Linked DNA regions of Homo sapiens: all the other regions are linked to region 1. A link is a loop called in an ENCODE intact Hi-C map of the cell type or tissue named here. Cell type or tissue: OCI-LY7. All regions are shown on one strand.

Region 1 (5,000 bases):
CATATCTTTAGGCTGATGCAAAATTTTACGGTTTAGACAACAGTGTGCCATGTTATGCACAGACTGGCTCTAGGTATTTGAGGAGCGCAATACAGAGAGTTTAAAAAGTGATTTTGTAAAATCTACACTATGGTCTCTGTTTCTCCAAAGTAAATGTGATTTGTTCCTCACACTGCAGTGAGTAAAAAAGAAACAAGAAAACAATAACATAAATATTGAAGTATGTTTCAGTGTTGGGTGAATTTTGTTTTTAGATGCCAATAAAACTTACTTTTTGATAAAAAAAAATTTAAATAAATATTTATAAATGGAGTCAATGAAATGAGTGGTCTTCTCTGGACAGACACGACAATAAAAGTGAGTTACCCTGGCTGCCCACCCCGGCAGGAAGGCAAGGATAAAAGCAGCATCTGTATCGCAGTGTCTCATCCAATCCTCACAGCAACCCCATGTGGGAGGGTCCTTTCATTATCCCCAGTTTACACACAAGGAGACTGAGACACAGAGAGGGGCGGTAACTTGCCCAGGGACACACAACCCTCCTTTTGAAAAGTAGTTCAGTTCAGCATTTCCTGAGGCCCACAGCTGGATATGGCCTGGGCCAGGTTCACTGGTTTTAGCCTCGGGGAATGCACCTCCCCGTCCAGGGCACACACAGGTGCTGAACCAGGCTGCAGAGCACATGGCCAAGCTCAGGGGCACTGCAGACGGCACATAACAAGAAAACGCCGGGCAACTTTTAGGCAAGACATGCAGCCCTTTTGTGGACGTGCTATAAAATCACAGCGTTGCCGGCGCAGTGGCTCACACCTGTAATCCCAGCACTTAGGGAGGCCGAGGTGGGCAGAACACTTGAGGTCAGGAGTTTGAGACCAGCCTGACCAACATGGTGAAACCCTGGCTCTACTAAAAATACAAAAATTAGCTGGGCCTGATGGTGGGAGCCTGTAATCTCAGCTACTTGGGAGGTTGAGACACGACGATCACTAGAATCTGGGAGGCAGAGGTTGCAGTGAGCCAAGATAAAACCACTACACTCCAGTCTGGGTGACACAGCAAGACTCCTCTGTCTCAAAAAAAAAAAAACAAAAAAAAACCCCACCACCACCGCCAACAACAAAAAGTATTATTTTTTATTTTGTAGAGACGATGTCTCACCATGTTGCCCAGGATCGTCTCAAACTCCTGGGCTCAAGTGATCCATCTGCCTTGGCCTCCCAAAGTGCTGGGATTACAGGCGTGAGCCACCGCGCCTGGCCAAAAAATAAATGTTATTATTGAGCGCTTACAATGCAACTAAGGCAAGTTGCTCTGCTCAGCACTTGAGACCCATGATCTCATCTGAGCCTCACAGCAGCCCTTAGAGGCAGTGACTGTTACTATACACAGATGCAAAGGTGCCTCATGGTTAAAGAAAAGGTTTCACAGGATAACAGGTAGATTCCACTTACGTTAAAAGAAAAAGAAACAAGCAAACAAAAGTGTTGGGGTATGTGGGAATCCACACGGGAAAGTTTTGGGGGAAATTCACCCGAATGCTAATGGGGCCTCTCTCTGGAGAGGAGAGGAACGGGGCGAACAGGAACAAACTGTCTTTCTCCACCATAAACTTCTTTGTTTTTTTGTTTTTCGAGACAGAGTCTCACTCTGTCACCCAGGCTGGAGTGCAGTGATGTTTCTTCAGCTCACTGCAACCTCCACCTCCCGGGTTCCAGCGATCCTCCCACCTCAGCCTCCCAAGTAGCTGGAATTATAGGCACCTGCCACCATGCCAACTAATTTTTGTATTTTTAGTAGAGACGGGATTCACCGTTGGCCAGGCTGGTCTCGAACTCCTGGCTTCAAGTGATCCACCCACCTTGGCCTCTCAAAGTGCTGGGATTGCAGGCGTGGGCCACTGTGTCCAGCCCTGTATTGATTTTTTCTTTTTTAAAACAACAAGTGTATCTCTATTTTATAATTTATGTACATAATTGAAGGGGAGATGCTATAACAACACAGTGAGCGGAATGGAGAGAAGTATGTGGAACTTTCTATCTATATATAAAAATACATGCAAATACAGAATAGTGGTAGGACTAATGAGGACAATTACTTTCTCTTGGGTTTGTCAAACACGATCCTTCTAAAAATATAAAAGTCAGTCAAAAGTAAAATGCTTTTAAAAACTGAACTCAGGCCGGGTGTGGTGGCTCACACCTGTGATCCCAGCACTTTGGGAGGCTGAGGCGGGTGGATCACGAGGTCAGGAGTTCGAGACCAGCCGGGCCAACATGGTGAAATCCCTTCTCTACTAAAAATACAAAAATCGCCTGTAATCCCAGCTACTCAGGAGGCTGGGAATCGCTTGAACCCAGGAGAAGGAGGTTGCAGTGAGCTGAGATCATGCCACTGCACTCCAGGCTGGAGCGAGACTTAAGTCTCAAACAAACAAAAAAAAAACTGAATTCAATCTAACTGAACGCTTTAACTGGGTGAATTCCATGGCATGTGAAATTCACATGTCAATGAGGCTATTATAAAAACTAATGAAATAAGTTAGCTGGGCGGGGTGGTGGGTACTTGTAATCCCAGCTAATTGGGAGGCTGAGGCAGGAGAATCACTTGAACCCAGGAGGTGGAGGTTGCAGTGAGCTGAGATCGTGCCACTGCATTCCAGCCTGGGCAAAAAAAAAGCCAAATTCCATCTAAAAAAAAAAAAAAAAAAAACCTAATGAAATACCTTGTAAGTGAATTAAATTCAGTGTCAAGTTGGAAGCCGCCGGTGTAATACACCCTTGGTTCCTCACGGGGGCACTCACGCCATTCTTACAATGCTCACCCGTGACATGGGACCTGGTTCACCCAGTCAGAATGTTAAAGGAGTGGGCCGAGGTCACCTCTGTGAATTCCTCAGGAGGACAGACCTTACAGAGGCCTTGGTCTCACTCCCAAGGGGCATCTCTCCTCAGGAGGCCGGGTAGCATGACTCCCATGGCACTGGATAGGGTCTCTGAGGAGGCACAGGCTCAACGCCTAGGTCTGCCATTTACCAGCCATGTGATCTTGGGCAAGTAACTTCAGCTTTTTGTCTCAGTTTCCTCACCTGTAAAATGGGGGTAATAGTAGCATCTAAATTATAGGGCTGGGCTGGGCATGGTGGCTCCCGCTTGTAATCCCAGCACTTTGGGAGGCCAAGGCAGGCAGATCACTAGAGCTCAGGAGATCAAGATGAGTCTGGGCAAAATCCCGTCTCTACTAAAAATACAAAAATCAGTCCGGTGTGATGGCATATGCCCGTGGTCCCAGACACTCAGGAGGCAGAGGTAGGAGAATCACTTGAGCCTGGGAGGCAGCGAATGAGATCGCACTACACTCCAACCCGGGCAAGAGTGAGACCGTGTCTCAAAAATCAGTCATAGAGCGGGGTAAAGACTGAGTGCATTACTCTATATTAAACGTTTAAGTCTGGGCCTGACATTCTACAAGGCACTATGTGTGTCCCTGTTATCATTAATGTAGGGTGGGGGTGTCGCCAGGCATTATTGTGATTATCTATTATCACTGCTGTTCCTACTTGTGCTGCTGTTCAGGGCCTAAGAAGGCAGTTATTAAGGGCAACGCAACATCAAAGACTGGAGGCACGGGTCCTAGTCCCAGCTGTTCTACCAAGCCACGTGGGACCTTGGATCAGCTGTTGTCCCTCCCCAGGTTCCCTTTTTCTCCATCTATAAAAAGGGGACTGGGGTTCAATAACGGCAGGGTTTCCCAAACTTTGGTCAGTTCCCAGCTACATCATTCGTGTAGTATGCATGTACTCATTCTCTTGTTGTTTTAATATGCTTAATCAAGTCACTTAGACTTAATTTCTCAACTTACTTAAGAGGAAAATTTATTACAATCACAAAAGGAAAAGTAGTATTATTTTCCGTAACAGGAGTCCCCTATACAAATACATAACAGGCCAGGCGCAGTGGCTCACGCCTGTAATCCCAGCACTTTGGGAGGCTGAGGCAGGCGGATCACCTGAGGTCAAGAGTTTGAGACCAGACTGGCCAACTTAGTGAAACCCCCATCTCTACTAAAAATACAAAAATTAGCCAGGCATGATGACAGGCACCTGTAATCCCAACTATTTGGGAGGCTGAGGCAGGAGAATTACTTGAACCTGGGAGGAGGAGGTTGCAGTGAGCCGAGATTGTGCCACTGCACTCCAGCCTGGGTGACAGTGAGACTCCATCACACACACAAAAAAACCAAATTCATAACAAATAACAGAAGGTTATTTCTGATAGACAGAATCCGTCCTGTTGAAGACTCCAAGTGTGAGGGCTGCTGTTTATCTGTCTGTTGAAGGGAGATCATCTCAATTGCTAAGGTGTTAAAGACCTGCTAGCCCCAGACTAAGACTTTCTCTGTGATACCATCAGAAGTTATGAAAGAGAAATAGAGGGGGAAACTTCTTCACAATGTGAATACCTTCTGAATGCCCTGACAGCATCCCACAGTCTCGTATATGGATACCCCAGATCTTGGGTAAAGCCGGTAAACTATTTTCACCCTAAAACCGGGCTCTAAATAAGTGCTGCAAAAAGACTGGACAAGCGTTAAGATGCACTTCTACCTGGTGAGGTATCCAGCTCAGAGGCAGAGGTGCACAGGATAGGGTCCAGAGATCTCCTTGGGGTAAAGCTACACCAAAGACCAAGAGGTCCAGCCAGGGGCCCTTGCCTACCTCCTTCTCAGTCTCTGAATACTCCTTGAGCCTCTCCACGGCCACGATGTTGGTTTCCATTTCAGATGACATCCGAACCAGCCAGTTCAAGTACGTGGTGACCTGTGAGTGGAAGAGTCACGTGGCATTTCTAGAGTAAGCGGGCGTACTTGACTTTCCTTTTTCTTTTTTTCCACTGAGATAATAGGAAACAAATTATTTTCAACAAGTATGAATTATGGGAGGCTGAGGCGGTCAGATCACCTGAGGTCAGGGGTTTGAGACCAGCCTGGCCGATGTGGCGAAA
Region 2 (5,000 bases), 350 kb after region 1:
TTCAGCATATCAATGCTCGGGCCAGGCCACACCAACAGAAGACACAGTAAGAGACAGACACTTAGGTCTATCCACGGCGACAGCTACAAATACAAGGAAAAGGGTCAAGTTCAGGCACTGATGATGTTGGCATGGGATTTTCCAGAATGGCAACTGACTCTCAGTGAAGCGCTGAACCAAAGAACAATCTTCTCTAGAGTCACACAGATGGGATATTCTTGTATTAGAACAACATTTTAAACACTTGTTAATGCTTTCATTTAAAAGCATAAAAATCTAGACCAGGCACAGAGTGGCTCACACCTGTAAACCCAGCACCTTGGGAGGCTGAGTTGGGAAGATCACCTGAGGTCAGGAGTTTGAGACCAGCCTGGCTAACATGGTGAAACCCTGTCTCTACTAAAAATACAAAAATTAGCTGGGCGCAGTGACACATGCCTGTATTCCCAGCTACTCGGGAGGCTGAGGTGGGAGAATTCCTTGAACCCGGGGAGATGGAGGTTGCAGTGAGCCAAAGTCACACCACTGCACTCCAACCTGGGCGACAGAGTGAGGCTCTTGTCTCAAAAAAAAAAAAAAAAAAAAAAAAGCGTAAAAATCTAAAGTCATAAAGGTTAGGTTCTAAGCCTGGCTAATTACAAACAGATTTTTACCTCCATGAGTGGCAGGTGAGACATTGGAAGAGTCATAAGGGATATAGACAAGGATTGGCATCAGAGACTCTCCAGGTCATTGCAGGACTCCCAAAATATCCTTGGCCCCACTGTTCACTAACAACAGCGGCCCCCCCCCAACATGTGACAAGCCAAATAATGGCTTCCACCGATTTCCAAAATCTCCATAGCAGATGTGCCGCCTCCACTGAGAAGCACTGCGTTTGCATGTTCCAATTCTGTGCAATGTTTCTAGCCTGTCATAAATGGAAGCACGTGCAAGACAAATCCCTAAAAACATCCTCCACTCACTGGCGTCCCTGCCATCTTGGGAAGGAGAGTGAAGAAGGTGCCTGGGCCTTGCCTGTGACCAGCCGGCTCTCCCTGGCTCCATCTGGGATATGGTCATCCCAAATCACTCTACTGCATGTTTCCCAATGGGGAAAGTTTGAAGGTTTTGTCAAGGACTGAGCAAGCCTAGGGGATTGTGTCCACACACGCCAACACTTCCCACCATGTTATGTCATGATGGGGGAAAAGGATGAAATCCTGTCTCACCTGTTGAGGAAACAGGAAAAGGGTTCATGCCAACAGATGGAGGATTGGGTTCCATCCTTGGTTTCATGGCTTAGCTGAGGCAGGTAGATAGGGCCATCTTTGGAGATACTTGTTGAGCCTCTAGGGCCAGGAACATGAGCCATTCCTGCCTAAAGGACATCCTACACAGGGCCTGCTTGGGCAGTGTGGCCAATGCATACTCACCTGTCCCACAGAAAAGGTTTAATCCATAGTTGGATGATGTGGATGTTTTGGAGCAGGGTGGGGTCTGGGGAGGGAGCCCTCTAGCCCCTGAATATGGAAAAACCTTCTTTCTGCTTAGGGCCCTACCTCTCAGGAGCAACGTCACGTTGGACAAGTCACTTGATCTCTTTTAGCCTTAGTTTTCCCAGCTTTAAAATGGGGATAGTGGGCTGGGTGTGGTAGTTTACTCCTGTAATCCCAGCACTTTGGGAGGCTGAGGTGGGAGGATTGCTTGAGTGCAGCAGTCTGAGGCCAACCTGGACAACACAGTGAGATCCTATCTCTACAAAAAAAAATTTAAAAATTAGCCAGATATGGTGGTGCATGCCTGTAGTCCTAGCTGCTTGGGAGGGTGAGGTCATGGGGAAAAGGGGATTGCTTGAGCCCAGGAGTTCAAGGTTACAGTGAGCTGTGATTGCACCACTGCACTCCAGCCCTCGCTGACAGAGCAAAACCTTGTCTCTAATAAATAAATAAGTTTTTTTAAATAGGGATAGCCATGATGGACTACGGTCATTGCAAAAGCCGAATGAAATTGATCTGTGAACATGTTTTACACGTTCTGTTGCTGTCAGGCCTGGGGTGGTTTCAGCTCAGCAGATGTTGGTTCCGCCTGACAACTTGACCTGTGGGGTTCTGAGTGTTCGCAAGAATCTCCCCGCCCCACCTCCCATCCTCTGTACCATCTGCCTCCTGCTTGCCCACAGCATGGGGTTAACGGCTGAAGTTGGGCAGCAAAGCCTGAACTGTGTTTTCCTGTTGGCAGGGCAAATTCATCCGCATCAACTTCGACGTCACGGGTTACATCGTGGGAGCCAACATTGAGACCTGTATCCTTTCCCTGAGCCTGGGCCAAATGGGTACCCCTGCCCCCTACCAATCTCCTGCCCAGAGGCTGGGAGAGTCCAAGAGCCACCTCTATCTTTCCAGCCTCTTAGGTTTCTTCCAGAACAAATCTCCCCTTAACAGCAGGCATTGTGGTGCAGTGGTTATACATGTGTGGACCGGACCCCTGGTTTGAACCCTAAACAAGCAGCCTAGGCTGCATGTGATGCTCAAATGATCTGTCCCTTAGCTGAGTGACCTTGGGCTGGTTACTCCACCTCTCTGTGCCTCATCAGCAAAATGGGGATGATAATGAATGGTACCTGCCTCATAGAAATGTGAGAATAGAGTGAATGAACTCATATAAAGCTCTAGGCACCATGCGAGGTGCAGAGTAAGGGCTGGCTACGTAGTGTCTATCGTATGATCTTCACTTCATCCTTATTCAGCCATTGTCCGAGGCCAAATTCTGGACCTGTCGTCCTCTTAGAGAGTTGGTCTGTGATCGGCTCCACTTCTTAGGTAGGAAATTGATGAAAACAGAGTTTACCCAGAAGAATGCTGGTATCGCAAGGAACAAGTAGAGCATCTCTTTCATGAACCTGAGCGGTGAAGTGGAGCCAAGTTAGAAATTTCTGGACGTGGGGGAACAACCAGGTCTAGAGTTCAGTGACTGATCAGCCTCAGGAGCTTTGCAGGCGGCCCTAGGGCTCAGGCTTCCTGTGGAACACGTGCTTGGCAATGTATAGGACCTGGGGGCCTGACTTAGCTTCTTTCTGCACCTGAGGTCCTCTAGCAGCACCTAGTGGTCCCATTTTTCCACGTTATGTGCCCTGGATAAGAGGGTGGGTTGTGGAGTAGCTTCCTCTCCACTGTACTTGTCTAAGCTGTGGGGATTTGGGAAAATCACTGAAGCTCTCTGGGCCTCAGTTTTGCCTCGGTAAAATGGGGGTGATTGCACCTAGTTTCTGGAGCTGGTGCAGGGGTTAAATGAAATAATATGCATAATAATATGCACAGCCCTTGGTACGGTACTGGGCCCAAAGTGAGCATCTCATAGGTGGTGGCTATTGCGTTAACTCAATGTTTTCTACGTTTCTACTTTAATCTGCCCAAACCAGCCAGGATTCCCATCCTGCAGCTAGGAGGGCTGTCAGGCTTCGGTCAAGTCCAGAGCCAGGGCCCTCTTGTCCTGCAGCCCTGCACACACCTCTCAGCAATTCATTTCCTGTGTTTAGAGCGAGCCCCAGGCATAGCCCCGTCCTTCTGGCCTCAGCCTTCCTTTTAGATCAGTGGTTCTCAAAGTATGTTTCCAAACCAGCAGCATCAGCATCACTTGGGAGCTCTTTAGAAACACACATCTCAGCCAGGCACGGTGGTTCACGCCTGTAATTCCAGCACTTTGGGAGGCCGAGGCGGGCAGACCACTTGAGGTCAGGAGTTCGAGACCACCTGGCCAATATGGTGAAACCCTGTCTCTACTAAAAATACAAAAATTATCCAGGCGTGGTGGCATGCACCTGTAGTCCCAGCTACTCAGGAGGCTGAGGCAGGAGAATTGCTTGGATCCGGGAGGCAGAGGTTGCAGTGAGCCAAGATCACACACTGCCCTCCAGCCTGGGTGACAGAGCGAGACTCTGGCTCAAACATACGTGCGTGTGTGTGTGTGTGTGTGTGTGTATGTGTGCGTGTGTATACCCATGTACACCATGAGAAAGTCTGAGAATCACTGCTTTCCAGATTGGACATGGGCTGTGGTAGCCCGGGCACTGCTAGCTGGCTTTAGGACTTGAAGAAGACAAGGTCTGCTGATCTAGCCCCATCATCCCGCACCATCATGCTTAGTGCTGTGGAAATCCACCCAGTACAGTAGCCCAGCCTCCCAGCTGCCCTCTCCCATCACCCCGGACCCTGTGATCTCCATGCCACCCTCACCTGCCCTCCCCTCTGCTCTCCCTCCTGCCACCCCGCATCGCGGAGAAGCTCTCCTGAAATTAATTAGTGTGGCGTGTTTACGGTCTCTCTCGCCTCCATCCCGTCAGACCCCACTCTTGGAACAGAGGGCATGGAAGACAGCTTTGCCACTTGTTAGCTGTATCATCTTGAGAAAGGACTTCTCTTCTCTGAGCCTCAGTTTCCCCTTATTGAAAACACCGATAATAGTTGCACTTATTTCCTAGCATACTTTGTGAGGCTTCAGTGAGACAATTTATATCAATCATTTCACACAGGAATGAATCATAAATCATAGGATCATAGATGGTGTCATTATTTGTATTCTGTCATGTCTGAAGACAGCTCATTTTAAAGAAGATTTGCTGGTGATGGCTGTTAGGGGAACATCTCGTTACCATTACCTTCTTCCTGGAGCCTTTTTATGCTTTTTCTTTTCACTCTATTCCCCTCCCTTTTTTTTGCATCTGAAGTCTGCTGGCAGCACCCAGCGGTTCCATTTGTCCATAGGGGCAATGGTCAAAGTTAGACATTACCGATCCCAGGGGTAGAACTGGAAAGTCATCCCATGTGAATTGGGTGTGACAGGGATGGAGGTGGAAGACCAGAGGAACACCCGCAGTATCCCCAGAATCCCTAACTCCCTCCAAACCAGATCTGCTAGAAAAATCACGGGCAATTCGCCAAGCCAGAGACGAGAGGACATTCCACATCTTTTACTACATGATTGCTGGAGCCAAGGAGAAGATGAGAAGTAAGTGACTAGCA
Region 3 (5,000 bases), 250 kb after region 1:
ATGCCTGTAGTCCCAGCTACTTGGGAGGCCGAGGCAGGAAAATGGGCGTCAAACGGGGAGGTGGAGCTTGCAGTGAGCCGAGATCGTGCCACTGCACTCAGCCTGGGCGACAGAAGCGAGACTCCGTTTCCAAAAAAAAAAAAAAAAGTAAGTTTGAGAGAGGATGAGGAAGCAAAAAAAAAAGTTGCTAAAACGGCTTTATTTTTTAAAAGTTAGGTAACTTCTTTAAGCCCTTGTTTCTCACACTTCAGTGATTGGCATTCACAGAGTTTGCCATAGTCACATATTACTCATATTATTTACTTACAGATCTGCAGTGCTGCATCTGAAACCACTGAGGCCAGATACATGTTTGAAAATCCAAATGCTGTCGGGTTTTAAAATGACATGCCTGTAGTCCTAGCTACTTAGGAGGGTGAGGCAAGAAGATTACTTAAATCCAGGAGATTGAGGCTGCAGTGAGCCATGATCTTGCTGCTGCACTCCAGTGTGGGCCACACAGCGAGAGTTCTTTTTTTTTTTTTCGAGACAGAGTCTCACTCTGTCGTCCAGGCTGGAGTGCAGTGGCGTGATCTCGGCTCACGGCAACTGCCGCCTCCCAGGTTCAAGCGATTCTCCTGCCTCAGCCTCCCAAGTAGCTGGGACTATAGACGCATGCCACCACGCCTGGCTAATTTTTTGTATTTTTAGTAGAGACGGTTTCACCGTGTTAGCCAGGATGGTCTCGATCTCCTGACCTCATGATCCTCCTGCCTCGGCCTCCCAAAGTGCTAGGATTACAGGTGTGAGCCATCGGCCCAAGACTTCAATTCTTTAAAAAAAAAAAAAAAGTAATATGGTACATCTACCAAATACTACATGTATGTGCCAGGGAGTCCTAAAGTAGTATTCCACAATCACATTAATATTTTCTTTCTCTTTTTTTTTTTTTTTGAGTGCAATGACATGATCTCAGCTCACTGCAACCTCTGCCTCTTGGGTTCAAGTGACTCTTCTGCCTCAGCCTCCTGAGTAGCTGGGATTACAGGAGCATGCCACCACACCCGGCTAATTTTGTATTTTTAGTAGATACGGGGTTTCTCCATGTTGGTCAGGCTGGTCTTGAACTCCCGACCTCAGGTGATCCTCCTGCCTTGGCCTCCCAAAGTGCTGGGATTACAGGCTTGAGCCACCACACCCAGCACATTAATGTTTTCACACAAAGTAAGATAAAGTCTGTAATAGCCTTGTTAATAGCCTTGTTAGGTCAACCCTTGCCATCTGATGATTTTTTGCCAGATATATGAAGAGAATCCAGTTTTCAGAATTTTGCATTTCAGAATTACAGGCAAGTTATTGTGAGGCCGCACTTTTCTTTATCTTTTTGAAACTTATTTTAAAAGATAAACCTTAATCCATGAATTTGCAAGTTGCCTCTCCCTTCTGCACTCAAGCGATCCTCTCACCTCAGCCTCCCAAGTAGCTGGGACCACAGGTGCATATTACCTTCTGTGGCTAATTTAAAATAAAATTGCTGTAGAGCTAGGGGACTCGCTATGTTGTTCAGGCTGTCTCAAACTCCTGTTTGAGGCCAGGCTGGCCCCCCAAAGTCCTGGGATTACAGGCCTGAGCCCCCATGTCCAACCCAAAATTTTAATCACAAGTACATTTTTTTGAATATTTATTTAAAAAATAAAACTTTTAACATTTAAAAATCATCTTGAACCAGTTAACACTTTGGGGAAGATTAAAGTAAACAAAGAGACCTGTTTTATATTACTAGGTGACGCTTTCATAAGAGTTGCGGCATCTTATTAAATAAAGAAACTTACTTTCCTGGTTTCCCTGTGGCATGGAAAAATTAGTGTGATATTATTCCAGAATTTGGTAGCTTAGAACAACAACATAGATTATTTGTGGAATATTCGGGGATTTGGGATTGGCTTAGTCACGTAAGTCTAGCTCAGGCTCCCCCTTGAGGTTGGAGTCAAGATGCCAGCCAGGGTTGTAGTCGGAAGCCTTGAATGTGGCTGAACTATCTGCTTCCAAACTCATAATGATATTGACAGGCGGCCTCAATTCCTTACTGCATGTAACTTTCCAGGGCTGCTGAAGTGTCCTGAGGCATCTGACTTCTCCCAAAGGCAGCAATCCAAGAGAGAAAGCAAGGAGGAAGCTGCAGGGCCATTACCACGTGGCCTCTGAAGTCAGCTTTGTGCCAGTTAGAAGTGAGTTCAGCTCACACTCAGAGGGCAATGAGATTCCATCTTTGGAAGGGAGCGTCGTACTGTAAACCATTATACCAGCTAGTAAATAGATACATATCTCAAAAAATAAATCCTCCCCACAAATATATACACCTACTATGTACCCACAAAAATTAAAAATAAAGATTAAATCCTTTTAATTGTGTTTTCAAATTTGAGATTGGAAACAAAGGAAAACATTTCCATTGTACCACTCTTGATTGTCAGCAGAGCAGCTTTCCTTGATGCAAGAGTACTAATATAAATTCCCAGGCAGCACACTGTAAGGAAAACAATATGGGATTTGGGGTTCAAGTGTAAACTTTGTTTACTATCTGGGGGAATCTCTAGCAAATCTCCTGGCTGTGGTTTTCTCCTTTATAAATTGCAGTTGATGATCTTGACATTACACGATGAGGATTAGATGAGAAGAGGTATACGTTCTGTAAACTATAAAGAAGATTTTAAAATAATAGGTAATGTAAATATTAATCTAAATAAATGTTAGCTACACAGGAGCTAACATTTATATACCATTTCATATGTGCCAGGCACAGTAAAAAACACTTGACATTTATTAACTCATTTAGTGCATAACAGCCCTATAAGGGAGGGACGGTGCTTATCCTAATTTATAAAGGAAGAAACATTTATGAGGCTGGAGAGGTTAAGAATCTTACACAGAGTCCCACAGCTAGCAAATGGCAAAGCCAGAATTTGAACTCAGGTCACCTGGCTCTCAGGACCTAAGACTTTTTCAGGGCAAGGACTTATTAATCAAGAGGTGTTTATTGAATACCTGTTGTGTATTAGATGGGGTTAGGTATTGGGAAATACTCTACTGGACTTTGGAGTTTAAAAGAGATTCCTGTGGATTGATAGAAATGATATTTCAGTGTAGATGAGGTTTAAGTTGTTAACATGTTTTCTCTGGGTTTTAAAATTGTCATGAAATTAAGTGGTACTCTTAAATTTAAAAGTATGAACAATTTGCATTTTGGATAATCATGCCGCTTTTTAAAGTCTAGTGAATCACTTGGTCTTTTTGATGTCAGAGGTTACCTTTTAAAGAATAAATGTTTTAAGCTTTTCCCGTTTATGCAGATTTATTAGCTTTTGGTTTTGTTTTGTTTTCTTCCTGCTATAGACCTCTTTTATATGGGATTTTAGCCCATTTCTTGCGTGGAACTAAGGATGGCATCCAGAATGCATTTCTGAAAGGGCCTTCACTTCAGCCTTCAGACCCAAGTCTTGGCAGACAACCTAGTAGAAGAAAGCCAATGGGTATGAGTTTTCCAAGATTCATCATTTAGCTGTCAGCAAATATGTTTTCTTCCTATATATTTTTCTTTTGGAGTCTTTACTGAGCTTTTGAGTCATAGTTTAATTCTGCTTATATCTAATATGTCTAGCCTATGTTACTCCAAGAAACAGAATGCTTTTTGTAAAGAATCTTGGACAGGGAAGGGTGGGAGGCATAACTGGGCAGAATTCTTAGATGTAATTTCTTTATAGAAGTATTTAAAACTCTGGGCTAGGCACAATGGCTCATGCCTGTAATCCCAGCAGTTTGGGAGGCCGAGGCAGGTGGATCGCTTGAGGCCAGGAGTTTGAGACTAGCCTAAGTGACATGGTGAAACCCCATCTCTATTTTTTTAATTAAAAAATTATATTAATTAAATTTAAAAAAAAACAAAAAAATACTGAAAACTCCAATTTTCATGTAAATTGTAAGTATTTGGAGCAGCTTAGATCCTTGGTATACTGAATAAATAGCTTTTTATCAAGTGATTATTTTTTTTCCTCTCCATGACTGCAAAATAAAAGGTAAGATTGCTAAATACAGATAGAGAAGTCATTTGCATTTTTAGGATACTGTTTATGTTACAGTGGAAGTTACCTACAAGTTACAGATTGTTAGGAGAATCGCCCACATTTCTTTCAGATTGCCTGTTTTTTAAATGAGCTTTTGGTAGCTTTTAAATTTTTATGTATTTTTTTGAGACATAAAAATACATAAATTTTTATGTATTTTTTTGAGACATAAAAATACATAAATTTTTATGTATTTTTTCTAGTCACTCTGTCGCCTGACTAGAGTGCAGTGGTGCTATTATAGCTCACCGTAACCTTGAACTGCCGGGCTCAAGCAATCCTCTCACCTTCTTGCCTCAGCTTCCCAAGTAGCTAGGACTTCAGGCACCACACCCAGCTAATTTTTTAATTTTTGTGGACATGGAAGTCTCAACCGTGTTCACTAGGCTGGTCTTGAACTCGGTCTTAAGTGATTTCCCACCTCAGCCTCTCAGAGTGTGGGGGTTACAGGCACGAGCCTGTACCTGGCCCTGACTTATTTTGATTATCCCAGCAATGGGATCCCATTTTCACCATTTGAATTGAGTGGGTTATAGCTCAGTGTTTTCAGTTGTGGTAGAGAGCTGATCAATTTTTTTTTTTTTTTGAGACAGAGTCTCGCTCTGTCGCCCAGGCTAGAGTGTAGTGGTGTGATCTCGTCTCACTGTAAGCTCTGCCTCCTGGGTTCATGCCATTCCCCTGCCTCAGCCTCCCAAGTAGCTGGGACTACAGGCGCCCATCACCACACTCGGCTAATTTTTTGTATCTTTAGTGGAGACAGGGTTTCCCTGTGTTAGCCAGGATGGTCTTGATCTCCTGACCTCATGATCCGCCCACCTTGGCCTCCCAAAGTGCTGGGATTACAGGCTTGAGCCACCGCGCCCAACCAAGAGCTGGTCAATTTTTAAGGACAGTTAAAGG
Region 4 (5,000 bases), 120 kb after region 1:
ATGGTGGCTCACACCTATAATCCTAGCACTTTAGGAGGCCCAGACAGGAGGATCACTTGAGACAAGGAGTTTGAGGCCAGCCTGGGCAACATAGGGAGACCCTGTCTCTACAAAAATAACAAACTGGCCGGGGGTGGTGGCTCATGCCTGTAATCCCAGCACTTTGGGGGGCCTAGGTGGGTGGATCACCTGAGGTCCGGAGTTCGAGACCAGCCTGGCCAACATGGTGAAATCCCATCTCTACTAAAAATACAAAATCAGCCGGGCGTGGTGGCGCATGCCTGTAATCCCAGCCTCTCGGGAGGCTGAGGCAGGAGAATCGCTTGAATCCAGGAGGCAGAGGTTGCGGCAACTCAAGATCACACCATTACATTTCAGCCTGGGCAACAAAGCGAAACTCCATCTCGGGGGGAAAAATAAAAAAATAAATAAATAAAAAATAAATGTAGATGGGCATGTTGGTGCATGCCTACACTCCCAGCTACTTGGGAGGCTGAGGCAGAAGGATCATTTGAGCCCAGGAGTTCAAGCCTGCAGTGAGCTGTGATCTCACGCCAGTGAAGTCCAGCCTGGGCAACAGAGTATGACTCTGACTCTAAAATTTAAAAAATGAAAAATTAATTTAGAAAAATAAAGATTCATGGTCCTTGGCAACCTGGCTCCACGTTGTCTTTCCTGACCCCTCTGTCACATCCACTCTATCCCCCCAACCTTCACACCGTGTTCCTTCACCGAACACCTTGTCCTCCCTGCCTGCATCCTCCCCTTAACCTTCCACCCCTCCCTGGACACACTGTTCACCCTGCTCAGAATGTCCTGCCTTAAACTTGTTCTCTCCTTTTTTTTTTCTTTTTCTTTTTTGAGATGAGGTCTCGCTCTGTCCCCCAGACTGGAGCACAGTGGTGCGATCTCGGCTTACTGCAGCCTCCACTTCCCGGGTTCAAGCAATTCTCCTGCCTCAGCCTCTTGAGTAGCTAGGACTACAGGCGTGTGCCACCACGCCGGCTAATTTTTTTATTTTTAGTAGAGACGGGGTTTTGCCATGTTGGCTATACTGGTCTCAAATTCCCGACCTCAAGTGATTCTCCCGCCTCAGCCTCCCAAAGTGCTGGGATTACAGGCATGAGCCACGATGCCCAGCCTCCCTCCTCTTTTTACAATACTCAAGGGCTACACTCTCCGAGAACTCTCTGTTCAGGGCTCAGAAGCTGCAGGTTGCAGGGGCTAAAAGCATGGCATCTGGGGTCCCACCCCTGACTCGGCTGCACATTAGTGGTGTGATCTTGAGCAGGACACTTAACCTCTCTTGCCTGGTTTCCTCACCTGTAAGATGGGAACAAAGCAGGACCCATCTCACAGGGTTGTTGTGAAAATTCAATGAATTTCAAGACACGTGAAACACCAAGAATACTGCCAGGTACATACATAGTAAGTGCTCAATACACACCAGCTGTAATTAATAAAGTTGTTTCCTTGTCTCTGTCACTCACTAAGTTGTGTATCCCCCGGGACAGAGCAGTTTCCTATTTAGCTTAGCAACCCACCCCCTATGCCAGATAGTGAAAACTCAAGGCCATTAGACCCCAGGCAGTTAGTATATAAGTGACCAAAGTAGCCAATGCAAGAGCAAAGTGTGGCAAACGCAACAAAAGGGGGCATCTGCCACTCAATCAGTGGCAGGGAAGACAATAGGGCATGGTGGGGACTGTGGCAAACTGGACAACACATGCCCCATCCAAAGACTGCAGCTGGGGCTGGGAACAGTGGCTCATGCTTATAATGCCAGTGCTCTGGAAGGATCACTTGAGGCCAGGAGTCTAAGACCAGCCTAGACAACACAGTGAGATCCCATTTCTACAGAAAAATTTAAAATTAGCCAAAAATAAGCTGGGCGTGGTGACACACACCTGTAGTCCCAACTACTCAGAAGTCTGAGGTAGGAGGATTGCTTGAGGCCAGAAGTTTGAGGCTGCAGTGAACTATGATGGTACCATAGCACTCCAGCCTGGATGAAAGCGAGATCTCATGTCTTTAAAAAAAAAAAAAAAAAAAAAAAGGCTACATTTAATTTATATCCCAGCTCCAGCTGATCATTGCCTTAAAAAACTATGATTCTAGTCTTACGAGTTATTACTTTTGGTCTCCACTGAGCCCAGCAGATGGCCCAGGGGTCACAGCCAGCTCCTACTTACCATGGTGATGCCCAAGAGAGTTGGGCTGACCAGAAACACTGGGGCCAGGAATATGCCCCGACTTCTTTCCCAGAAAGAGTAGAAGAGGTCTGCCCAGCAGACGATCCACAGCAAAAATCCCAAGGCCTGGAAGAGAAGCACATACATATCCTACAACAGACCGCCCTGGAACCTCCCCCAGGGCCTGCACGAACAGCTCAGCCCCAGGGATAGGAGAACCAGCCAGCCTTCAAATGATCAGCCACAGTCCTAGGACATGGCACATATCCACTGGAATAAGGACAAGTCCTCGGTATGGTGAGCTGGCATCCAGGCCGGCACGTGATGGTCTGTAATCAGCCTGCTACGCCCCACTACCTCCAACAGGACTGTTTGTCTGGTCACCATGCTCCCCGGTGCCTGAACACTCAAGAGCTCAGCTCACAGCTCATCTCTAGCTGCAACTCCGGCGCACTGCACAAGAAAGCCCTCCACGACAACCATTCATTCAACCAGTATTTACTGAGAGCCCTCTACGGGTGGGATATGTTTCAAGGTGCATCCATTCTCAAATGATTCAGAAAAAATAAATTATAGCATGCATACAGAGAGAGAGAACAAAAGCTCATGATAAAACAAATGTAGCAAAAGATTAAAAAATCAGTGAATACAGGCCAGATTCATGCCTGTAATACCAGCACTTTGGGAGGCCGAGGCAGGAGGATCACTGGAAGCCAGGAGTTTGACAACAGCCTGGGCAACAAGGCGAGACCCTGTCTCTACAAAAAATTGTTTTAAATTAGCCAGGCATGGTGGTGTATGCCTGCAGTCCCAGCTACCAGCTACTCAAAAAGCTGAGGCAGGAGGATGGCTTGAGCCAGGAGTTCAAGGTTGCAGTATGCTGTGATCATACCATTGCACTCCAGCCTGGGCAAAAGAGCAACACCTTGTGTCAAAAAAAAACAAAAAACAACAACAAAAAAAAAAAAAACAGGAAACAGTGACTATGAGTGATGGATAGAGAAAATCAGGCAGCAGTTCCTGGTATCATCGCAACTTTTTTTTTTTTTTTTTTTTTTTGAGAAGGAGTCTCGCTCTGTTGCACAGGCTAGAGTGCAGTGGCACTATCTCAGTTCACTGCAACCTCTGCCTCCTGGGTTCAAGGGATCCTCCCACCTCAGCCTCCCAAGTTGCTAAGATTACAGGCACATGCCACCACACCCAGCTCATTTTTGTATTTTTAGTAGAGACAGGTTCACCATGTTGGTCAGGCTGGTCTCAAACTCCTGACCTGCCCGCCTTGGCCTCCCAAAGTGCTGGGATTACAGGCGTGAGCCACCACGCCTGGCCCATTATTGCAATTTTCCTGTAGCTTTAAATTATTTCAAAATAAAAGCCAACTTAAAAAAAAAATTAGGGGCCAGGCGTGGTGGTTCACACTGAGCATCCCAGTACTTTGGGAGACCAAGGCAGGAGGACTGCTTGAGGCCAGGTGTTCAAGACCAGCCCGGGCAACACAGCAAGTCCCCCCTCTCTACAAAAAATAAATTAAAAATTGGCCAGAAAAAATCTATATAAATATATTTAATTAAATAAAAAGGAGATCGGCTCAGTAAGAGGGGAAGAGCTGATAATCTCCCAGGAATGCCTTGAGAACAAGCCTATCATTCCTATTGCATAAACAGGGAAACTGAGGCTTGGGGAGGTTAAAAAATTTGCTCGAGGCCAAATACTAAGCGGCAGAGCAAAGATTTGTACCCATGTTTGTCTCCAGAGCTCCAGTTTTCACCTCCCACATTATTCTTCTGCCTTCTAGAAGAAGGAACTTAGGGTCAACTAAGTAGAAGAGAAATGTCAGTTATCACCAACCACCACTCCCCGTCCAGGTGCACCTTCCCACCCCCCACAACGAAACCCCCCAGTGACTTACAGTTTTGGTTTTGTTGAGAGGTGTCATCTGAATGTAGCCTCGGTCATGTCGGGAGAGATAGAGGAAGTAGAAGGGGAAACAGGCCCAGAGGTAAAAACAAGGCACCCACACGAGGACCGTGTTCTGAAAGCACTTGGTGAAGTCGGGGTTGCTGGTATTCCACGTGACATTCCAGTCCTGCGAACACAAACACAGGCGAGGGGTCAGCAGGACACACCCCAGAGGACAGGAGCTCGCCTGGAGCATGAAACCAGCTGCCACGGGGTTTGAAGAAACAGACAAGGCTCCTATATATCCAAGGACCTTTCAGGATGAACACGCAAACTAAAAAGATCAGTAGCCAGAAAGACTAAGAAATGAGGAACAAGGGATAAAGGTATGTGGTGTCTTCTGCACTCCCACCTGAGCAACAGAGACCCTGTCTCAAAATAAATAAATAAAAATAAAGCTCTCTTAACAGGAGCATACAGGTCAGGTGCAGTGGCTCATGCCTGTAATCCCAGCACTTTGGGAGGCCAAGTGGGCAGACCACTTTAGGCTGGGAGTTCGAGACCAGCCTAGGCAAGATAGTGAGATGCTGCCTCTATGAAAAACACAAAAAGTGGCTGAGCATGGAGCGTGCCTGTATTCCCAGCCACTCAGGCGGCTGAAGTGGGAGGAGTGCCTGAGCCTGGAAGGCGGAAGTTGCAACGAGCTGAGATCATGCCACTGTACTACACCCTGGGCAACAGAGCGAGACCCTGTCTCTCACACACACACACACACACACACACACACAACAGTGCATACACACAAAAAAACCCACCAACAACAAAAAGGTATGTAGCATCTCATCTCACATTAACAGTCCCCAGAACCTGTGGCAAGTCCCACTGTAGTACGAAAGATGGAGAGAGCCA
Region 5 (5,000 bases), 360 kb after region 1:
CTCCCAAAGTGCTGGGATTGCAGGCATGAGCCACCGTGCCTGGCCTGGGGTTTTTTGTTTTGTTTTGGTTTGATTTTTGGAGGGGTGGGTAGAGACAAGGCTTCACCATGTTATCCAGTATTCTCTGGTCTTGAACTCCTGGGCTCAAACAATCAGCCCACCTTGGCCTCCCAAAGTGCTGGGATTACAGGCATGAGCCACCATGCCCAGTCCCCAGTGTTCTCAATGTACTTTGGCACTTGTTTCCCCTTTAACCACAGAGACCAGACTCCAGGCCCAGCACCTTCGGCAGCCCCAAGCATCTAGCTAGAATTTGGTAATACTGTTTTCCTTGTATTTATATTTATAATTGCCATCTATTTATGGCAAGTGAAGATGATTTGTCACTGAAGATAGAGAAAGTTTTCTATTAAAACAAATGTAAGGAAAGAGAAGGAAGTAAATTTAAAGAAAATGATTAAGCAAATAATGGAGCAGATGGTACACAGAGCAAGCATTCAGACGATGGCGTGCAAATGACGAACTCTCATAGGAACCAACTTAGTCCTAAATGTACACCAACCCCATTTATAAACCAAGAGCTACTTCCAAACCCTCCATCAAGGGGCCTATGGAGAAGGGGGTGGGTCAGGCTTCAGGCTGGAGCTTCATGAGGCTCCAAGTGACCAGGGGACACCAGGATTTTCCCCACCACATTGGGTTCTGCAGCCTTGAACTCCTGGCCTCAAGATATCCTCATGCGCCACCATGCCTGGCCTGGTTATACTGCTTCTAATGTATTTTGAAGATAAAAAATAAAATCACCTAAATTGTCCATCCTGTGTATCCCTGGTGGTACACATGTCTGATGTTGGAAAGTCCTGTTTCTTATTCCTCAGCAAGAAGAGAGGTGTAAGGCCACTGTAAAAAATTAGCACAAACTTGATGCCTTAAAACAACAGGAATTTATTCTCTCCCAGTTCTGGAGGCCAGGGTTCTGAAATCAGGGTGTCGGCAGGAGCCGGGCATAATGGCTCATGCCTGTAATCCCAGCACTTTGGGAGGCCAAGGCAAGAGGATCGTTTGAGGCCAGGAGTTCAAGACCAGCCTGAGCAACATAGCAAGACCCCTTCTCTACTAAAAATTTAAAAAAAAAAAATTTTTTTTTTTTTAAAAGACAAGATGTTGGCAGGGGTTGTTCCTCCTGGAGGCACTGAGGGAGATCTGTTCCTTGCCTCTGTCCTGGCTTCTGGTGGCTCTGGCTGTTCCTGGCTTTTCCTTGGCTTGTCTCACTCCAGTCTCTGCCTCATCCTTCATGTGGCATTCTACTCTGTGGGTCTTCTCTTCTGTCCATCATAAAGACACTTGACATTAAATGTAGGGCCCACCAGGTTAATCCAAGATGATCTCATCTTGAGATCTTGTACTTGATTCCATCTGCGAAGACCGATTTTTTCCAAAATAGGCCACGTTCAGGCTGGGCGCGGTGGTTCACGCCTGTAGTCCCAGCTCTCAGGGAGGCAGAGGCGGGAGGATAGCTTGAGCCCAGGAGTTCGAGACCTGCCTGGGCAATATAGTGAGACCCCGGTATCCACAAAAAGGAAAAAAAAATAAATGTAACCCCCCAAATTAGGCCACATTCACAGGTTCCAGGTGGACATATTTTAGAAAGACCAACATTCAACCTAATATAGGTGGCTTCCACTCTTTATCACCTACTAGGCCAGGCCCTTGCTCAGCATCTTACAAGACCTAAACTTCACGAAGCAGGTACTACTGTTACCATCTCCGTTTTGCAGATAGGGAAACTGAGGCTCATGGGACTTATTGAGACTCATGTAGAGTCTCTATCCTCTATTCATCCATGATTCATCCATCAATCCATCCTCTATCATCCATCTATCCTCTACTCATCCTTCCATCACCCATCCATCCATCACCCATCCGTCCATCCATCTACCCACCCATCCATCCATGAACCCATCCTCTATACATTTATACATTCATCCATCCATTCACCCTCCATCTGCCATCCATCCATCTCCCTCCCTCCCCATGTGTATCTGGACCCGGAACTAGGATTTGGAAATTCAGAGATAATGAGATTTATAAGAAGCAAAGCTGGGATTTGAACTCAGGACTCTCTAACTGCAGAGCGCGTGCTTTGCACCAGCACACCAGGATGCTGCCAGCCGTCACCACCCTTGCTGTGTTGTGTCTCCTCACTGGTTTACTTCTTTGCTGTCTGCTAATTCTGCCCCAAGGTTCATCTCTTATGGCCTGGGAGTGGTGGCATTCTTTTGTCATTTCTGGAATTACATTTAACTATACCAGAAAGTGCAAACCAATGGTTCCTGAGCCCACAGGAGAGATCGGCCACTACAACCTTCAAAATTTTTAGAAATTGGTTCCTAAAGTTTAAATATGGGTAGGCCGGGCACTGTGGCCTATAATCCCAACCCTATGGGAGGCCAAGGCACATGGATCACTTGAAGTCAGGAGTTTGAGACCAGCCTGGCCAACATGGTGAAACTCCGTCTCTACTAAAAATAGAAAAATTAGCCGGGTGTGGTGGCACACGCCTGTAATCCCAGCTACTCTGGAGGCTGAGGCAGGAGAATTCCCCTGAACCTGGGAAGCGCAGAGGTTGCAGTGAGCCGAGATTGCACCAATGCACTCCAACCTGGGTGACAGCAAGACTCAGTCTCACACACACACACACACACACACACACACACACACACACACACACCAAAAAACATGGGTACACTTCACATAAAAACTCTGGGTTTCCATTATCTAGAAAAATCAGAAGTTCCAGCAACACTTGGCTTATATCCCCTGTGGCAATGACGGAGTAGCTGCTGGCCCCTTCAGATGGGTTTGTGGCCTCCTTGGGTCCCCACAGTCCTCATTAGTTGGCTTTGTTCATTTAGACCAGTGGTTCTCTGCCAGAGGTGAGTTTGCCTCCCAGGGGACATTGAGTAGTATCTGGTGACATTTGTGGTTGTCACAACTCTGTCAGGGTAACCACCACTGACATCTAGTGGTTAGAGGCCAGGGATGCTACTAAACTTCCCATGATACCCAGGACAGCTCCCCACAATAGAGAATTATCTGGCCCCCAATTTCTGCAGTGACAAGATTGAGAAACCCTGAGTTGGCCGGCTCGCCTGGGCTGTGCAGGCATTTCAGGAATCTTTAGTTTAAATTGACACTTTTAAAACTGTGAGTGCAACTCTTCATAGTTTACAAAGACTCTTTCATAGATGTTATGGTTAAAAGGAAGTGTGTTTCCAAGCCCTGTCAACAGCAGCTTCATTCATTTTGGGGAGAAGGCTTTCTACCATAGTAAGTGGGAGCAAATGGATGGGTGGTCAGCAGCTGGGTCCTTTTGCTGAGCTGGGCCAGGGACCCCATGGCGTGAGAATAGCTGTTGTGAAGGGCCTTGTAATGTCTGGTTTGGCCTGAGGAACCAGAGAAGTCTGGGATCTCTAGGCTTTGTTCCTGGAACATAGTGACTGATTTGAAGCCAGAACTCTGGGTGATTTGTACCTGAGTTAAGCTAAGCCAAGAATTTGCATTAATCATCATCCATCCATTCATCCATCTACCATCCATCCATCATCTGTCCATCCATCCATTCATCCATCCATCATCCATCCATCAATGCTGTATCCATTCCTCCATCAATTCTCCATCCATCTATCCATCGTCTATCCATCAATCCTCTGTCCATTCCATCTATCCATCTATCCTCTATCCATCCATCCATCATCCGTCTATCCTCTATCCATGAATTATTCATCCATCAATCCATCCTCTATTCATCCATCTATCCTCTACTCATCCGTCCATCATTCACCCATTCATCTACCCACCCATCCATCCATCCGTCCATTCATCCATGAACCCATCCTCTATCCATTTATTCATTCATCCATCCATCCACCTTCCACCTACCATCCATCCATCTCTCTCCCTCCCTCCCATGTGTATCAGGACCTTGGAATAGGCTTTGGAAATTCAAAGATGATTAGGGCAGGCCCTCCACTCTCCAGAAACTCATGGTCTTATGGGGATTTCAGACATAGAAACTATTTTAACAGTAACATGGCCTGAGTATGGAGTCAGAAAGGTTCCAAGTATTCTGGGAACACAGCGTTTTTGTTTGGAGACACCTGGACAACAAGTGGAAACAAATGTATATCTTCTTCATCCCAACATGGGCATCTGTTACACCCAGAAGAGTATGTAAGAAGCACAGGGTTTTTATTTCAAAAATCCTTTTATTGACATATGATTTACATGGAGAAAATTGTGTATGCCATAGCGTGCAGTGCAAAGAATTATTATAAACTGAACACGTCTGTGTAACTAGAATCCATTTTAAATAAGACAATGCCACCAGCCCCATGGAAGCTCCCACATGCACCTTCTAAGAACTTCCCTCAATTAAGGATAATCATTATCCTGACTTCTAACAGCATCGATTAGTTTTGCCTCTTCTTGAATGGACGGTCTATATATGGACTTAGACAGTATGTTCTTGTTTCCATCTGTCCTCTTTTGTTCGGTATTTGTGTCTGGAAGATATGTCAGGGTTTTTTTTTTGTTTTAGAGACAGGATCTCCCTACATTGCCCAGGCTGTATCAAGCTCCTGGCTTCAAGCAGTTCTCCCACCTCAGCCTCCCAAAGTGCTGGGGTCGCAGGCATGAGTCACTATGCTGGCCCCAATACATCAGTTTTGATTTGTGGTAGTTGTAGCTCATTCATTCTCACTGTTCTGTGGCAGGGGTTGCTAACACATTTTTCTGTAAAGGGTCAGATAGTAAATTCTTTAGCCTTTGTAGGCCAGACGATCTTTGTTGCAACTCATTAACTCTGCCAGTGTAGCATGCAAATAGTTACAGACAATATGTAAATGAATGAGTATAGCTGTTTTCCACTAAAACTTTATGTATAATAGCAAGCAGTGGGCCAGATTTGGTCCATGGGCTGTAATTTGCCAGTCCCTGCT
Region 6 (5,000 bases), 66 kb after region 1:
CCCCAGGGCCTTTGCACATGCTCTTGCTACTCCCTGGTTGGCCTCTTTACCTCCATCAAGTCTTTCCTCAAGTGTCACCTTCTCAGTGAGCTTGGACCACCCTACTTAAAACTGCAAGCCGCCCTTATTCCAAAGATCTGACTCTTTTCTTTCTATAGCACTTAGGATGGCTTTCTCTAGCACTAGGATTTATTTATTGTGCCTATTTTTCCTTGTCTGTTTCTCTCCGTGAAAAATGAATGTTCCATGACTGGAGATTATTACCTGTAGTATGCACTGCTGTATTGTCAGAGCCTAGGACAGAGCCCAGATCATGGTGCTCAGTGAATGTCTGCTGGATAGATAATGGATGGGTGGGAGTGGATAAATGGGTGGGGACGGGGTAGGTGAATTTGCCTGAGGGCAGAAGAGCACATCACAGGTGTCTCTTCAGCAGTGAAGCAAACCAGGCCTCAGGCATCTCACCACCAAAACGTACCAGCCCCCTTGGTGAGCCAAGTACCAATCGATGCCGGCTGCTGGCAGCACAGGGCACACACAGAGAGGGGACAGGACAACATCATGCGGCCCCTTTCAGGTCCATGGTCCTGGCTTCTCCAGAAGGAGGAGGTCATCTAGCCATCCACCCCTCAGGTGGTAACTGAGCACCCATCATGCGCTGGGGACTGAGGTGGGCTTGGCAACCCTGAGACGCACAGTCTAGTGGAAGCACAGGCTTTAACAGGTTCCCTGCAGGCAGTGTTTGGAAATCCGAAGAGGCTGGTAGGACGGGCACAATGACTGGGGCTCCAGGCAGCAGGAGACTGGAGTTCGCCTTGTAATAGGCGAGGGTCTAGGGTGCAAAAGCCCTTCATACACAGTGAGGAGCACCTGTCCCCTAGGTGCCTTTTCTGAGAAACGTGGAAAACCAATGAATGGAACCCCTACACTCCAGCCCACTCCCTAAAAATCCTGATGCCCTGTGTGCAGTTACCTGCTCTTCCTGCCTACCTGGCATCTATTACTCTGTTTATGGCAACATGCAATTTTCTCTGGGGGAACTGAACTTCTCCCAGTGTCAACCTATGAGCTTCAGCCACAGATGAACCTCCTCCCTCACCCCCTACCTTGGCCCCAAGCCCTGAAAGACATGACCTAGCCCTGGCTGACCCAAGCATCCTATCTCCCTGGCCTCAGTGACTGGCTCAGGAAGAAGCATGTGATCGACCACAACCAATGAGACTCAATCCCATAGCTTTGCAGGAAATATTAGGGGAAAAGAGTAAGACTCTCTGTTCACAGGGGTTGCTGAGGTGACAGGATGATCAGGAAACTACCAGCTAATAAAGAAACCACCATCAAGAAAGCAGAGCTGAGAGTCAGAGACGTTGTTATTCCCAACATTATCTTGGGAACTCCTAGATCCAGCCATGCCTGGAACCCCATTCATGCTTAAAAGTCTTTTTCTAGACTTTTTAGTTTTGTGACTCAAAAATCCCCCTCTTCTCTTACTCTAGTTGATTTAAGCTAGGTTTCTGTTATTTGCAAGACAGTTCCTAATTAATATGATTTATTTCAACCTCTCATTCATTCATGTATTTATTCATTTACCTACATACATTTACAGAGCATGAACTATTTGCCAAGGTCCCTATGCTTTGCTGGTACAAGCACAAAATGACAAGGTCTGACTGGGCATGGTAGCTCACACCTGCAATCCCAGCACTTTGGGAGGCCGAGGTGGGCGGATCACTTGAGGTCAGGAGTTTGAGACCAGCCTGGCCAACATGGTGAAACCCCATCTCTACTAAAAAGACAAAAAATTAGCCAGGTGTGGTGGCGCACACCTGTAATCCCAGCTCTTCGGGAGGCTGAGGCAGGAGAATCAGCTGAACCTGGGAGGTGGAGGTTGCAGTGAGCTGTGATTGTGCCACTGCACTCCAGCCTGGGCGGCAGAATGAGACTCCGTCTCAAAAATACAGAAATGTATAAATATATAAATAAATAAAATGACATGGTCGTGGCAGTGTCTCCATGGGCCCTAGGATATGATCAGCAGAGAACTACAGGACAGATCATTACCATAGAGAATGATGAATTATTCTAACAAAGGGAGATTCAGGGTAAACAGAAGGCAAGAAGCTCACAAATCATCCAAGACAGAAAATGTTAAATATTGACGGCTGCCTGGCGATGCTATTTTAGGAAAGTGCATTAGGTGGACGTGGTAAATGCCAGGTTTGCCATTCCAGAAAAACAGTCCCATCAGTCCCTGGATGGCATCCCTGGCCTTCCCCGGCCTCTGTGTTCCATCACACCTACCGCTGGGTAAACACCTCATCGTCTTTGAAGCACAGGAATGCACACCAGTGGAAAAAACACTCAGGCACCTTCCAGGGGAACTAAAGGCCACATATTTTATCCTAATGTAGTCAGAGGCTTCGATGCCTCGGCCAGGACAAGGTCTCCCCAGCTGACACCCAGGCCCATCTGTTTCTTGCCAAACAGCTCAACAAACTCTGTCTCTGGAAACTCCGGGAAACTAAATGGCAAGAAAGCTCAAGAAAAGGTTAAGTAAAGCCGGTAGCCGGGCTCAGTATTTCACATCTGTAATCCCAGCTACTCCAGAGGCTGAAGCAGGAGGATCGCTTTAGCTCAGGAGTTGGAGGTTGCAGTGAGCTGTGATCAAGCCACTGTACTCCAGCCTGGACAGCAAAACAAGACCCTGTCTCTTTAAAAAAGAAAGAAAGAAAGAAAAAAGAGAAGAAAAGCCAGTCCTGCTCTTAAGCATCTTCTGCTGTGGTTTCCTAATGGGGAACAGGGCAGGAAGTGATAAGCAAAGTTTGGTGACAGCCTGGAAACTGTGGGTTTTGCCAACGAATCCAATGTGCAGAGCAAAAAGCTGTGAGAACACGCTGCCCATCCCCTCCTAAGCGGGACACAAGGCACAGACCAAACCTCATCACCAGCGCCCTCTGGCTTGTATCTTTTCCTCTGAGACAAGACCTTTCAAAATGCCATCAAGGCCAGGTGCAGTGGCTCATACCTACAATCCCAGCACTTTGGGAGACAGAGGCAGGCGGACTGCTCGAGCTCAGGAGTTTGAAAACATCCTGGGCAACAAAGTGAGACCCTGTCTCTGCAAAATTACAGAAATTAGCTGGGCATGGTGGTGCATGCTTGTAGTCCCAGCTGCCTGGGAGGCTGAGGTTGGAGGATTACTTGAGCCTGGGAGGCAGAGGTTGCAGTGAGCCAAGATCATGTCACTGCACTCCAGCTTGGGCGGCAGTGTGAGACCCCATCTCAAAAAAAAAAAAAAAAAAAGAAAAAAAGAAAAAAAAAGCCATTTTGTATGTATTTATGTATGACTCTTACTATCACTTGTATAAAAGTAAAGTAAACAGAATCAAGTAACCATAACTACATGTATGACATGTATCCACCATTACAGTGATACAGACGTGGACTCTGGAAAAACACACAAGAAACATGGAGAGAGGGAAGCAAGGTGACTGGTGTTAGGAGGAAGGGCTTGGGCCTTTCACTATTGACTGTGGTTCTCAACTGGGAGAATTCTGTCCCCCAAGGGGACACTTCGCAATGCCTGGAGCCATTTTCTATTGTCACCACTGGGAAGAAGAGGGAGAGGTACGACTTAGCATCTGGCAGGTAGAGGCCACAGATGCTGGGAAACATCCTGCAATGTGCAGTCCAGGCCCTACAACACAGGGACAAAGGATGACCTGTTGGCGAATGTCAGCAGGCTGAGGTGGCCACGTGCGAAGTCCGGCTGTATGAATACCATCTGGTGCAGCTTTAATTATGTTTCACCATATGCAAATACATTACTTCCTACTTTATAAAGTAAGACCCACCGGGCATGGCGGCTCACACCTGTAATCCCAGCACTTTAGGAGGCCGAGGTGGGTGGACCACTAGAGGCCAGGAGTTTGAGACCAGCCTGGCCAACACGGCTAAACCCCATCTCTACTAAAAATACAAAAAATTGGCTTGGCATGGTGGCGTGCGCCTGTACTCCCAGCTACTCGGACGCTGAGGCAGGAGAATTGCTTGAACCCTGGTGAAACCCCGTCTCTACTAAAAATACAAAACTTAGCTGGGCATGGTAGTAGGCGCCTGTAATCCCAGCTACTCAGGAGGCTGAGGCAGGAGAATCGCTTGAACCCAAGAGGCAGAGATTGCAGTGAGCTGAGATCGTGCCAATGCACTCCAGCCTGGCGAGAGAGCAAGACTCCTTCTCAAAAAAAAAGGAGAGTCCAGGCGCGGTGGCTCACGCTTGTAATCCCAGCACGTTGGGAGATCAAGGCAGGTAGATCACTTGAGGTCAGGAGTTCGAGACCAGCCTGGCGAACATGACAAAAACCCATCTCTACTAAAAATATTAAAATTAACAAGGCATGGTAGTGCATGTTTGTAATCCCAGCTAGTCGGGGGACTGAGGCAGGAGAATTGCTTGAACTGGGAGATGGAGGTTGCAGTGAGCTGAGATGGCACCACTGCACTTCAGCCTGGGTGACAGAGTGAGACTCAGTCCCAAAAAAAACAAAAAAAGAGAGAGTTCATCAACGCACCCCGGTAAAGTCAAGGTATTGGAGTGTAAGAAGAATGCAATGTACAAGGCAGAATGCAGGGGCATTGGAGCTGGAAGTGATCTTAGGGAACATGGAGTTACAGAAGGGCAACAAGATGTCATTTCTTGCTCAACTCTAGGCCACTGGCACCAGTCACCTGGAGGGCTGCTTGAACATAACTCAGTGGGAAAGAACCCCATGAGTGACTGTGGGTGTCTGCTGTGGGCATGAGGAAGGAGGACAGGGCCCAGTATTTGACATGCTTGGAATCTAACCCCTTCATTTTCCATGTGACAAAATCTAGAGCCAGCGAGGTGAGATGACCAGCTTTGGGGTCACACTGTGAGCTGGCAGTAGAATGTGGCAGGTGTCCTGATTCTCAGAAGAACATTCCAGTCCTCTAAGCCAGGGGCTGGCCAACAAGGATGG

Evidence for each region. Hi-C counts contacts between places; a loop is a spot of excess contacts. Peaks named below come from ENCODE experiments on the same cell type or tissue, not always from the same donor. Only the 100,000 strongest peaks of a DNase experiment are listed, where the experiment ranks them.
Region 2: a loop joins it to region 1, with 8 times the contacts of the local background. A loop is called at or near these places in 76 of 110 quality-filtered maps.
Region 3: a loop joins it to region 1, with 8 times the contacts of the local background. A loop is called at or near these places in 92 of 110 quality-filtered maps.
Region 4: a loop joins it to region 1, with 11 times the contacts of the local background. A loop is called at or near these places in 4 of 110 quality-filtered maps.
Region 5: it touches region 1 in a loop (11-fold over the local background); 77 of 110 quality-filtered maps call a loop at or near these places.
Region 6: it touches region 1 in a loop (9-fold over the local background); 12 of 110 quality-filtered maps call a loop at or near these places.

The regions. Positions count from the first base shown.
Region 1 is chr16:16,125,626-16,130,625 of GRCh38, reverse strand. It overlaps ABCC1 (ATP binding cassette subfamily C member 1 (ABCC1 blood group)), which reads right to left. Exons shown (of 31, transcript NM_004996.4): 26 at 4,715-4,816. Among named protein-coding and RNA genes, the nearest start is that of ABCC6, 95 kb to the left of the region's middle. In OCI-LY7, CTCF peaks have their summits at 2,581 and 2,788; a DNase peak (open chromatin) is centred at 2,815; H3K27ac peaks cover 1,569 bases.
Region 2 is chr16:15,776,064-15,781,063 of GRCh38, reverse strand. It overlaps MYH11 (myosin heavy chain 11), which reads left to right. Exons shown (of 41, transcript NM_002474.3): 7 at 2,221-2,284; 8 at 4,888-4,986. Among named protein-coding and RNA genes, the nearest start is that of MYH11, 78 kb to the left of the region's middle. In OCI-LY7, CTCF peaks have their summits at 2,890 and 3,098 (motif pointing left); a DNase peak (open chromatin) is centred at 3,043.
Region 3 is chr16:15,872,000-15,876,999 of GRCh38, reverse strand. CEP20 (centrosomal protein 20) reads left to right here. Exons shown (of 5, transcript NM_144600.4): 4 at 3,373-3,509. Among named protein-coding and RNA genes, the nearest start is that of CEP20, 14 kb to the left of the region's middle. In OCI-LY7, CTCF peaks have their summits at 1,743 and 1,949 (motif pointing left); a DNase peak (open chromatin) is centred at 1,959.
Region 4 is chr16:16,007,094-16,012,093 of GRCh38, reverse strand. ABCC1 (ATP binding cassette subfamily C member 1 (ABCC1 blood group)) reads right to left here. Exons shown (of 31, transcript NM_004996.4): 2 at 4,102-4,278; 3 at 2,193-2,318. Among named protein-coding and RNA genes, the nearest start is that of ABCC1, 60 kb to the right of the region's middle. In OCI-LY7, a CTCF peak has its summit at 2,771; DNase peaks (open chromatin) are centred at 2,603, 3,183, 4,103 and 4,803; H3K4me3 peaks cover 2,849 bases; H3K27ac peaks cover 3,859 bases.
Region 5 is chr16:15,764,076-15,769,075 of GRCh38, reverse strand. All of the region lies in intron 9 of MYH11 (myosin heavy chain 11), which reads left to right. Among named protein-coding and RNA genes, the nearest start is that of MYH11, 90 kb to the left of the region's middle. RefSeq lists a silencer at 2,870-3,164. In OCI-LY7, CTCF peaks have their summits at 2,839 and 3,040 (motif pointing left); a DNase peak (open chromatin) is centred at 2,975.
Region 6 is chr16:16,060,076-16,065,075 of GRCh38, reverse strand. All of the region lies in intron 12 of ABCC1 (ATP binding cassette subfamily C member 1 (ABCC1 blood group)), which reads right to left. Among named protein-coding and RNA genes, the nearest start is that of ABCC1, 110 kb to the right of the region's middle. In OCI-LY7, a CTCF peak has its summit at 2,950; DNase peaks (open chromatin) are centred at 2,915 and 3,805; H3K4me3 peaks cover 948 bases; H3K27ac peaks cover 2,395 bases.